Linked DNA regions of Homo sapiens: all the other regions are linked to region 1. Evidence: chromatin contacts called from ENCODE Hi-C or POLR2A ChIA-PET data. All regions are on one chromosome and are shown on one strand. The core of a region is the stretch at or near the end of the contact, and the rest is flanking DNA. Distances in the headings are between cores, read along the strand shown. Region 1 overlaps GLI3 (GLI family zinc finger 3). Region 2 overlaps GLI3 (GLI family zinc finger 3). Region 3 overlaps GLI3 (GLI family zinc finger 3).

Evidence for each region. A loop is a pair of places that touch in the nucleus more often than their neighbours do. ChIA-PET counts read pairs that join two places held with the same protein, here RNA polymerase II (POLR2A). Pooled maps may share reads with other maps.
Region 2: a map of PC-3 shows a loop between it and region 1 (2.1-fold over the local background). The contact joins two enhancer-like sites. A Hi-C loop is called at or near these places in 2 of 168 maps with a recorded cell type or tissue (PC-3 and heart left ventricle) and 3 of 50 pooled maps. POLR2A ChIA-PET finds 5 or more read pairs at or near these places in 3 of 52 experiments (A673, H1 and WTC11).
Region 3: a loop to region 1 is called in a map of right cardiac atrium, with 3 times the contacts of the local background. The contact joins two enhancer-like sites. A Hi-C loop is called at or near these places in 3 of 168 maps with a recorded cell type or tissue (esophagus muscularis mucosa, gastrocnemius medialis and right cardiac atrium). POLR2A ChIA-PET finds 5 or more read pairs at or near these places in 3 of 52 experiments (A549, H1 and WTC11).

What each region holds. Positions count from the first base shown.
Region 1 is chr7:42,106,251-42,108,950 of GRCh38, reverse strand. All of the region lies in intron 3 of GLI3 (GLI family zinc finger 3), which reads left to right. Among named protein-coding and RNA genes, the nearest start is that of GLI3, 130 kb to the left of the region's middle. Within about 2 kb of position 1,355, at least 4 of the 41 ENCODE cell types and tissues checked have a DNase peak (open chromatin) inside an H3K27ac peak, as active enhancers do; they include A673 and PC-3, where a contact is called at or near this core.
Region 2 is chr7:41,995,594-41,998,293 of GRCh38, reverse strand. All of the region lies in intron 10 of GLI3 (GLI family zinc finger 3), which reads left to right. Among named protein-coding and RNA genes, the nearest start is that of GLI3, 240 kb to the left of the region's middle. Within about 2 kb of position 1,418, at least 4 of the 41 ENCODE cell types and tissues checked have a DNase peak (open chromatin) inside an H3K27ac peak, as active enhancers do; they include A673 and PC-3, where a contact is called at or near this core.
Region 3 is chr7:42,218,311-42,221,010 of GRCh38, reverse strand. All of the region lies in intron 2 of GLI3 (GLI family zinc finger 3), which reads left to right. Among named protein-coding and RNA genes, the nearest start is that of GLI3, 18 kb to the left of the region's middle. Within about 2 kb of position 1,395, at least 3 of the 41 ENCODE cell types and tissues checked have a DNase peak (open chromatin) inside an H3K27ac peak, as active enhancers do.

The DNA of each region.
Region 1 (2,700 bases), core at 106-2,605:
TCAGAGACAGGGGTGGGAGGGTGTTTCAGGTTAGGCTGGATGACTGCTGGTGGAGGGTGGGATGGGGACGTCGTGCAAAGGATTCTTGCAAGGGATGGTTGCAATAGATAAATAGATAATTTAAAAAGATGCCTTCCAGCTCTGAAATCCCATGGTTTTATTATGCTAAGGTAAGCCATTTTAGGGCAGCTTCACTCTTTTCCTTTCCCTTTCTCTTTCTTTTTCCCTCTGTAATTGTGGAATCTATTTGTGTGTGTGGCTTATGCTAAAGAAGTCTTAATCATGTATTATTTCCTATCCTCTTACTTTGAAATGGTCAGACTTCTAGCTGAGTTGTGTTTGGGCACTGTAGAGGGAGGCAGGGTGTCTGTGTACAGTTGTGCTGGGTGTTTACTGCACAAAGGACAGAAATAAGGGGCTAAACTTGAACACATACTCTGCTCACCAAGCTACCCAGAGGAAGAGTCTATCTTTCCAGTTTGCGGAAAGCGCCATCAGCTCACCAAGCTGAGTGCCAGAGGGGCTAGGTCTCCCCAGAAGAGGCATAGTTTTCTAATCTGTTAGATTAGAGGTTTCTAGTCTAATCTGAAGATGCTGGTCATGACTCTAGAGGGAGGCATAACATATCATTTTTAATTTATCAGGATTGACAAAGTTAAGTCTAGACACATCTGTGAATTCCGTGGTGGGCTGTACAAACACAGTGCTAACTATTGCTACTAACGGTGCAAAGTTCCATTAAGCATCCACGTATTTCTGCGGACTCACCAAGCATTCAGGTCCTTGGAAGCATCTGGAGGATTTGCTCAAGTTTTCACTTTTCATCTGGATATTTGACATTGTGTGCACACAGCTCTGTGCATTCTCCTTCTAGCCCAGGAGATTCCTTTTGACTCTTCCATTCACCCTCAATCCTCAGGGGCAATAAATTTGGTTGAAAAGCAGTTGAGGATTTATGAATGTGAGGCACATAAAACCCCTTTGGATTCTCAGACTTACACTAAACAAACTTGTGAGTGTGCCAGTGAAGAGGAAAAAGTTTAAAAAATCCAGCACGCCACCGGCAAGGTTGGTTATTTTTTAAAACAACAACAACAGTAAACAAAATGGAAACAAAACACAGGTCGCGTTGCTGATAGCAGGCAGCAGTTCTTTGAGCAGGCGTGAAGAGATGCAGAGATTGCTGTGCATTTGTGAAGTGTCCCCAGAGACAGATTCCTTAAGCCTTTCTCCACCCTCTGGCCTTGTCACTGTTCCTCCCTCCTCTGGAATGTGGAGGAAATACTCCCCACCCATCCATTCACAAAAACCCTGGAAGAGAGCCACCTTCCCTCCACTTTTCTCATCTGCCAGCTCCTGCTCTGTTCTCTGGCCCCTCTGCATCGCCTGCCCTCAGTGCCATTCTCAGTCAGCAAGGGCAGAACTCTCGCTGTCCCCTGCCTTCAGTGTCAGCCCTGTGACTGTTGTCCTGCGACCTGTTTCTTATGCCCAAATACCCTCAGTCGCCTGAGTTGAATACACTCCGTGCTTCTGTGCAAGTTCATGAGTTGGTGCCATTTCTTTTTAGCTACCCTGATGCTTTTGTGTTTCTGTTTTTTGTTTGTTTGTTTGTTTGTTTTCCCTTTGAGACAGGGTCACTGTCGCCCAGGCTGGAGTGCAGCGGTGTGATCTCGGCTCACGCAGCCCCGACCTCCCGGGCTCAAGGGGTCCTTCCACTTCAGCCTCCTGAGTAGCTGGGACTACAGACTTGCACCTTCACACCTGGCTAATTATTTTATTTTATTTTATTTTATTTTGAGCAGAGACAGGGTCTTGCTGTGTTGCCCAGGCTGGTCTCAAACTCCTGGGCTCAAGCAGTTTGCCAGCCTCGGCCTCCCAAAATGCGAGGATTACAGGTGTGAGCCGCCACACCTGACACAATTTTGTGTTCCATTTCTCTCTTTGGAAATCTTCACAGTCTTTAATTACTACAAATCAGTAGTTCCCACATTGTTGGCAGTAAGAAATGGAAAAAATATCCGCCCTCCCCACCGCCCCCTCCCCTCCAAAAAAATACTGTGGGGCAGATACCAACATAGGGATACCAGATATTTGTCCAAATATGGGCATGGCAGGGCTGGGGTAAGTTGGGACACTGGAAAATAGCAAACAATTCCCAGAGCATTCTCTGCTGTCATTACCATTTCACAACACAAAGGCTGTTTTCACACCACGAAGTAGGAAGAACAGATTATTGAGCAGAGGACATTCTTTGAAAATGAGTAACTTTAGCTGTGTGAAACATTCATCACTTCAATCCTTCTTGTTCTCATTTTGTGTCTATTTATTCCATATAATTATAGATTTCCAACCAGTATGTAGAGGCCACTGCTGCAAATGATTCTAAAAGAAGGAGCTCTTCTGTCCAGCAGCAAAACAAATACAGAGCCCACCAGGGAGGCCCACCTTACCTGGGCAGGAAGCTACCAGATGCCTTGGCAGGAGCCCGTCCTTGCTCATGTGGCCATAAGATCTGTTGTGACTAGGGTTCCTATTGCAGCTGGAGGGACACAGAGATTAGGAGCACCTTGCAGCCTAGATTTCTGCAGGAGCAAGAGGGGTGGGCATTGGACCCTGAGGCCTTAGGCTGGGGACAGCACAGTTCTGAGGGCCAGGTGCTGAGTGGGTGTCTGTGAGCATGCTCAGCCTCTGGGCTGTGCT
Region 2 (2,700 bases), core at 169-2,668, 110 kb after region 1:
GTTCTCTGTCACATGCTTGGAATTTGAGCCTGTGGTGTGAATACCTTAGAAGAGGTGCCATATATTGATTACTTCAGCCATCTCAGTTTACTTGTAAAATAAATGAAGTCAGCCCCTGGCTCCTCTAAGTCCCTAGTGACCATTTCCATCCTTTACCGCCTCTTTCCAAGCATTACCTTAGAATGACCTGGTGGAGCCAGCTTAATGACAACATGTGAACCAAAAAGAATTCCTAATTCTTGCCCTTTGCAAAAAATAAATTAAAATTTAAATTAAAAAATTTTAAGTGTGCAGCCGGCATATAGGAGATGTCTTCTGCCCTAGAGCAGAAGCTTCCCTCCTCTGACGTAGAGCAAGAAAACATCAATATTAGAGCTAAATTGAGAAAATCTTTTCAGTGCATCTGGATTGGTGAACGGCTTAACTGCAGCTACAATGAAATATGAGGAAACAGATTATTGGTTCAAGTTATATATTTATGTTGCACCAAGCACCAGTTCCTGAGCACCTGCGTGTGGAAGTCAGGGTGAAGGCCTGTGGGGTACCAGGATGAATGTGATACAGTTCCTCTACTCAGGAAGCAGTCCAGAAGGGGTCAAAGCCATGCTCACGCAAAATAAACCCAGCTAGAAAGCAAAGCAGAAGGTATCATTTGAGGGATTTTGATGTTCAGGAGAATTAGGACACACACAACGTCCAGCCAGAACACCAGCTCTTTCTCTCTTTATTTTTAAATTTCTATTACTTGGACACTTTTTTCTTTTGCTCATCTAATCATATGACCGCAAAGAGCAATAGTGGATCTGATACTCAGTATTCTGGAATGATCATTGGCATCTGCCAGAATTGTCAGTAGCGTTCACTTTAGTAAAATGTGAACACTGCAAAACTCCTAGGTCCCAGCCATGCCTAGTGTAAAAATGTCAGCCTGCAAAGTTGGTAAAGTCCAGCCACCACATAGTGACTTTTAAGGGTGTTGTAAAATTCTTTCCATAAATAATGTTAAAGAAGAAAAAAAAAAGCTGGACTTCTCAAAATGTCAGGTTTCTTTATCAGCCTTCCAACCAATCACTCAGGGATGCCTTTCCTTCCTGGGAGATGGTACCATAGGCTTACATTATATCATGTATGGAAACATCTGGGGGAAAAACTCAACTCCCATTAAAAAATATATTTTATATAGCCCTGAAAGGAAAACAGTGAACGCCCACACCACTCACAGCTGAGATTACGGGAGTGTCTCTCCCAGCAGCTTTCCCATATGAAGAAATAAAAATCCCAATTCTTCTGCCCATTGTTTTATGGCCACATGGGCTTGCACAGGAAATCAAGGAGGAATTGTAAAACACTGCATTCACAGAGCTTAGTTTCACTTTACCACACTTGCCACATACAGATGCATCAAATCAAATCAGAACAAGATGTGATCTTACTGAGAAAGAATCCTTATAATATCACGTTACCTCCCCCTGAAAATTCCCCCAAGCATGCATAAAATCCAGAAGACCTTAAGTAGAATATTGAAGAGAGCCTTTAAGGCTGAAAAGCAAGCTGCATTTACCTTCCTTGTATCATATTATATATACATATTACAATTATGTCAGCGATTAAAAGCATTGTCATGCTGCATTATGAACTGTTTTTACGTTTAGGATTAGATAATTCTTTCCCCATACCCCCTCAGATTCCTTTTATGTCCTAAGGGCAAATCCTTTCTCTTGGGTCAGGAATGTAATAAGGTAGGTTTTCCTCTCTCTGGGATATTGTGTCTGTCTCACTGTGTTTAAATTGATTCAGAAAGCTCTTCAGAGCAAAATACAGTATTTTCTTTGTATATGAGCCAGCGGTTGACTAACCCTTGGGGAATTCTCTGTGTTGAGCATTTGAAAGGTACAGGTTGGGTATGTTTGAACTGCTGATGCTCAGTGAAGACCACTGGGAAAGTGGATTGGCCGTGGCTCTGAGAGAGGCCTTTTCTCTAATGTGGACTCGAGGAAAAAAAAAATAATTGTTCCAACAAATAATTTTTAATGGTACAATAATTTAGGAAAATTAGCCAGTTCATTTTAATAAGAATGGATCAAGACCAAAATAAAGAGGGAATTATAGTTTATACAAATGTATGAACATACAGTTTAAAGGCATTTAGCCACCAAAAATAAATTTTCTAAAAACAGCAGTTTTCTCTCCATCCACTGTATGAAGTGTTAACACATCCCTCCTGAGAGTTGAACCACAGGCCCTGGGATCAAAACAGAGCAAATTTACCATTTACACTGAAGGGGACTTTCACTTAGATTTGGTATCTCCTTCCAGACCACCAGTTAGCAGAGGTCAGACCCATTGCCAACCAAGGATAACTAATTTAACCCTTGTAATGTTGGTTACTGGTTTTGACAGTGCCCCAGAGTCTAGGATCTTGGAATATGTATCAAGTATAGTCAGAGTATCAGGAGTACACTGTGTGTGTTTGTGTCTGCATGTCTGCATGGATGCTTTCGGTTTTCTCCCTCCCTCCCTTCTTGCCTTTCTTCTTTCTTTTCTTCATCTCATTTATTTTAATGGGTACACAGCACCCCTTCTCTTCTGTGCATTTTCTGTAGCATTTAATTAAAAGGCATTTGGGAAATGTTCTCTTCTGTCGAGGCCTTTGACTCTCTCACAAATGAGCAAACTTTTAGACCTTGAAATTGCCACTTT
Region 3 (2,700 bases), core at 146-2,645, 110 kb before region 1:
AGCCCACATTTTCTCCTAAATGTGTATGAATCCTGTCCTGTTTGGGGACCGACATTGATTGGTCAAACTTGCAGGGCACATGCCTGAGTGATAGCTGTCCTAGAAATCTGGCGAACTCTGGCCAGTTTTTCAGTGTTCCTGTTTCTTCTAAGAGATTTACTGTTTTATATTTTGGGACAAAAATCAAATAAAAGAAAAATGGAAGTGGTGTTTTTAAACATGGATTGCAAGCCGACAGGCAGATTCTTGGAAAACAAATAAATCTAAAGAGAGGAACAAGTAAAAGAAAGGACAATAAACCCTTTCTTTGTGTATGTGATGCTAATAATTACCATGGTCTTTTTTACAGAGTCCTCTACAGTTTTCATCTAACTAGTTCAGAGCCTTTTTACAGTCCCAGGATTATGCTGAGGGGCGTGGATTGCTGGAAGCGCAGAGGCCCTTTCTTCTGCAACCTGGTCACCTGCTGCCTCTGCACTCAGTCTTGATCACAGGGACTGGTGTGTGGGCTTTGGACCTGGCCCTGTCTGGGTTTAGAGCTCGTGGGGTGCAGGATTTCCAAGTTGGGACACTATTCGTGTGCTGGCTGGTGGTTGACATCGCCATGGCCCTCCATCCTTCTGTCCATCCATCTGTCCCTCTGTCCCTCTTCCTATCTTTTCTCTTTTTCTCTATGAATATTTCATAAATGCTTGGACCCCTGCACTGACGCTATTCGTAGAAAGGAAAACAGAATCATATGGATGCTATAACAGGTAGTTTGATTGCTACTGTTTCCAGAAAGGTTCTTGTGCTTTCTTTAACAAAGCCCTGAACTATATCCATTTATAACTGAACAATTAAAAATGAGTTCAGTTTCGGCCAGGCCCGGTGGCTCACACCTGTAATCCCAGCACTTTGGCAGGCCGAGGCGGGCGGATCACCAGGTCAGGAGATCGAGACCATCCTGGCTAACGCGGTGAAACCCCGTCTCTACTAAAAATATAAAAAATTAGCTGGGCGTGTGGCGGGTGCCTGTAGTCCCAGCCACTCGGGAGGCTGAGGCAGGAGAATGGCGTGAATTCGGGAGGTGGAGCTTACAGTGAGCCAAGATCGTGCCACTGCACTCCAGCCTGGGCGACAGAACGAGACTCTGTCTCAAAAAAAAAAAAAAAAAAGAGTTCAGTTTCAAAAACCAAATGAATGTGATACCTGCATTTTCTCTCCTATCCACCATTTCATGATTAAAATCACACAAATGAACAAAAAGTTTTGTTACTGGCTGAGTTATTGGTGAGGTTGCTTTAATTAACTTTTCCAGCCATTCTGTGGTGCAATTTGTTCTTCATTGTGAGCTTCCCAGCCAAACCACTCACATTCCACTGCATGTCCTTGCAGATCTGTTTTCGTACTTTTCTCAGCTGAGTATCTGCTCCTGGAATAACATGCGTATAGAGTTTTGTTTAAACATACGCAGACCCACAACCAAAAGGTACAGTTCAGAAAACTTGAACAGCTTTTTAAAGAAGCATTTGCCACTTAACACTGAAATTTAAAATAATGCAAGTGAAAAACTGTGTTGTAGATCTTGTATGACAAAAAAAAAAGGCAAGTCAAATTTGATTTTTGTAACATTTAGGAACCTATATCAACATATAAAGCCTTTGGTAATCTTTATGCAGGAAGTACAGTGTACCCGTAGTTTCATGTGCCCATAGTCTGATTTTAAATTTTATTGTTATATTTGAAGTGTAAATGACGAAGGAGATGACATTTAGTTTTCTGAATTATTTAAATGCAATTGTGGTTTAAGTGATCATTTGTGGCATTTCACATATTGGCTTTCCCATAGAAAGTATGCATGCAGATCTTAGGTATAATTGTTGACTTTAAAATGTCCAAGTCCATTAATGTGTGAAGACTGTAAGTAAAATGCCTTAATAATCTCTTTTTGATGTAGATGCATTACTTCATAAGCTACATGTTGTGTTTTCTAAATAATAAGAGTTTTTTTCATCTAAATCTTCCAATGTTCTACATGTTCTCATTCTCTTATAAAATTTTTTTCAACAATTTGCAAATACTGACTTTTCAATTTGAAGTGTTTTGCCTCATTTTTGGCCCATGATTTCGTTTTAAAGGAGTAATTCGATAGTTCTTATTAATCTGCAACTCGGCTTTAAAAAAGAAACTAATGATAAACGTATGTAGGCTGTGGTCTTGGGGATCTTTTATCAGATCTGATAGTTATTGGGAACATACTTTAAAGTGATAGAAAGCAGAAATTATTATCCTAACGCTGATGCAATGTGAAACCAAAGTTGATAGATTAATGATGCAAAGGAAGTTCCCTGTTCACTTTGATTCTTTCAAAAACAAGAATTTGGTTCTTTGCTTAAAAAATTATTTTCTTCAAGGTTGGTAAGGGGAAAGTGTTATGGTCTGCAAATTCCTAAGGAGTTGCTTTTTTTTTTGCTTTAACTTTTGGTCACTTCTTGGCCTTGCAATTTGCTTTTAAATTGTCCATTGCATGGGTGTTGTTAGGTTGGTGCAAAAGTAATTGCGGTTTTTGCCTTTAAAAGTAATGACAAAAACCGCAATTACTTTTGCACCAACCACTGATTGTGATGTCTGTTGGTCTTCTAGCTGGGAGTCAGATGGCTTTGAGTTTTGTTGGAAGTTTGAAATTTATCTGCTATTCTTCACCATAAGCTCTTGTCT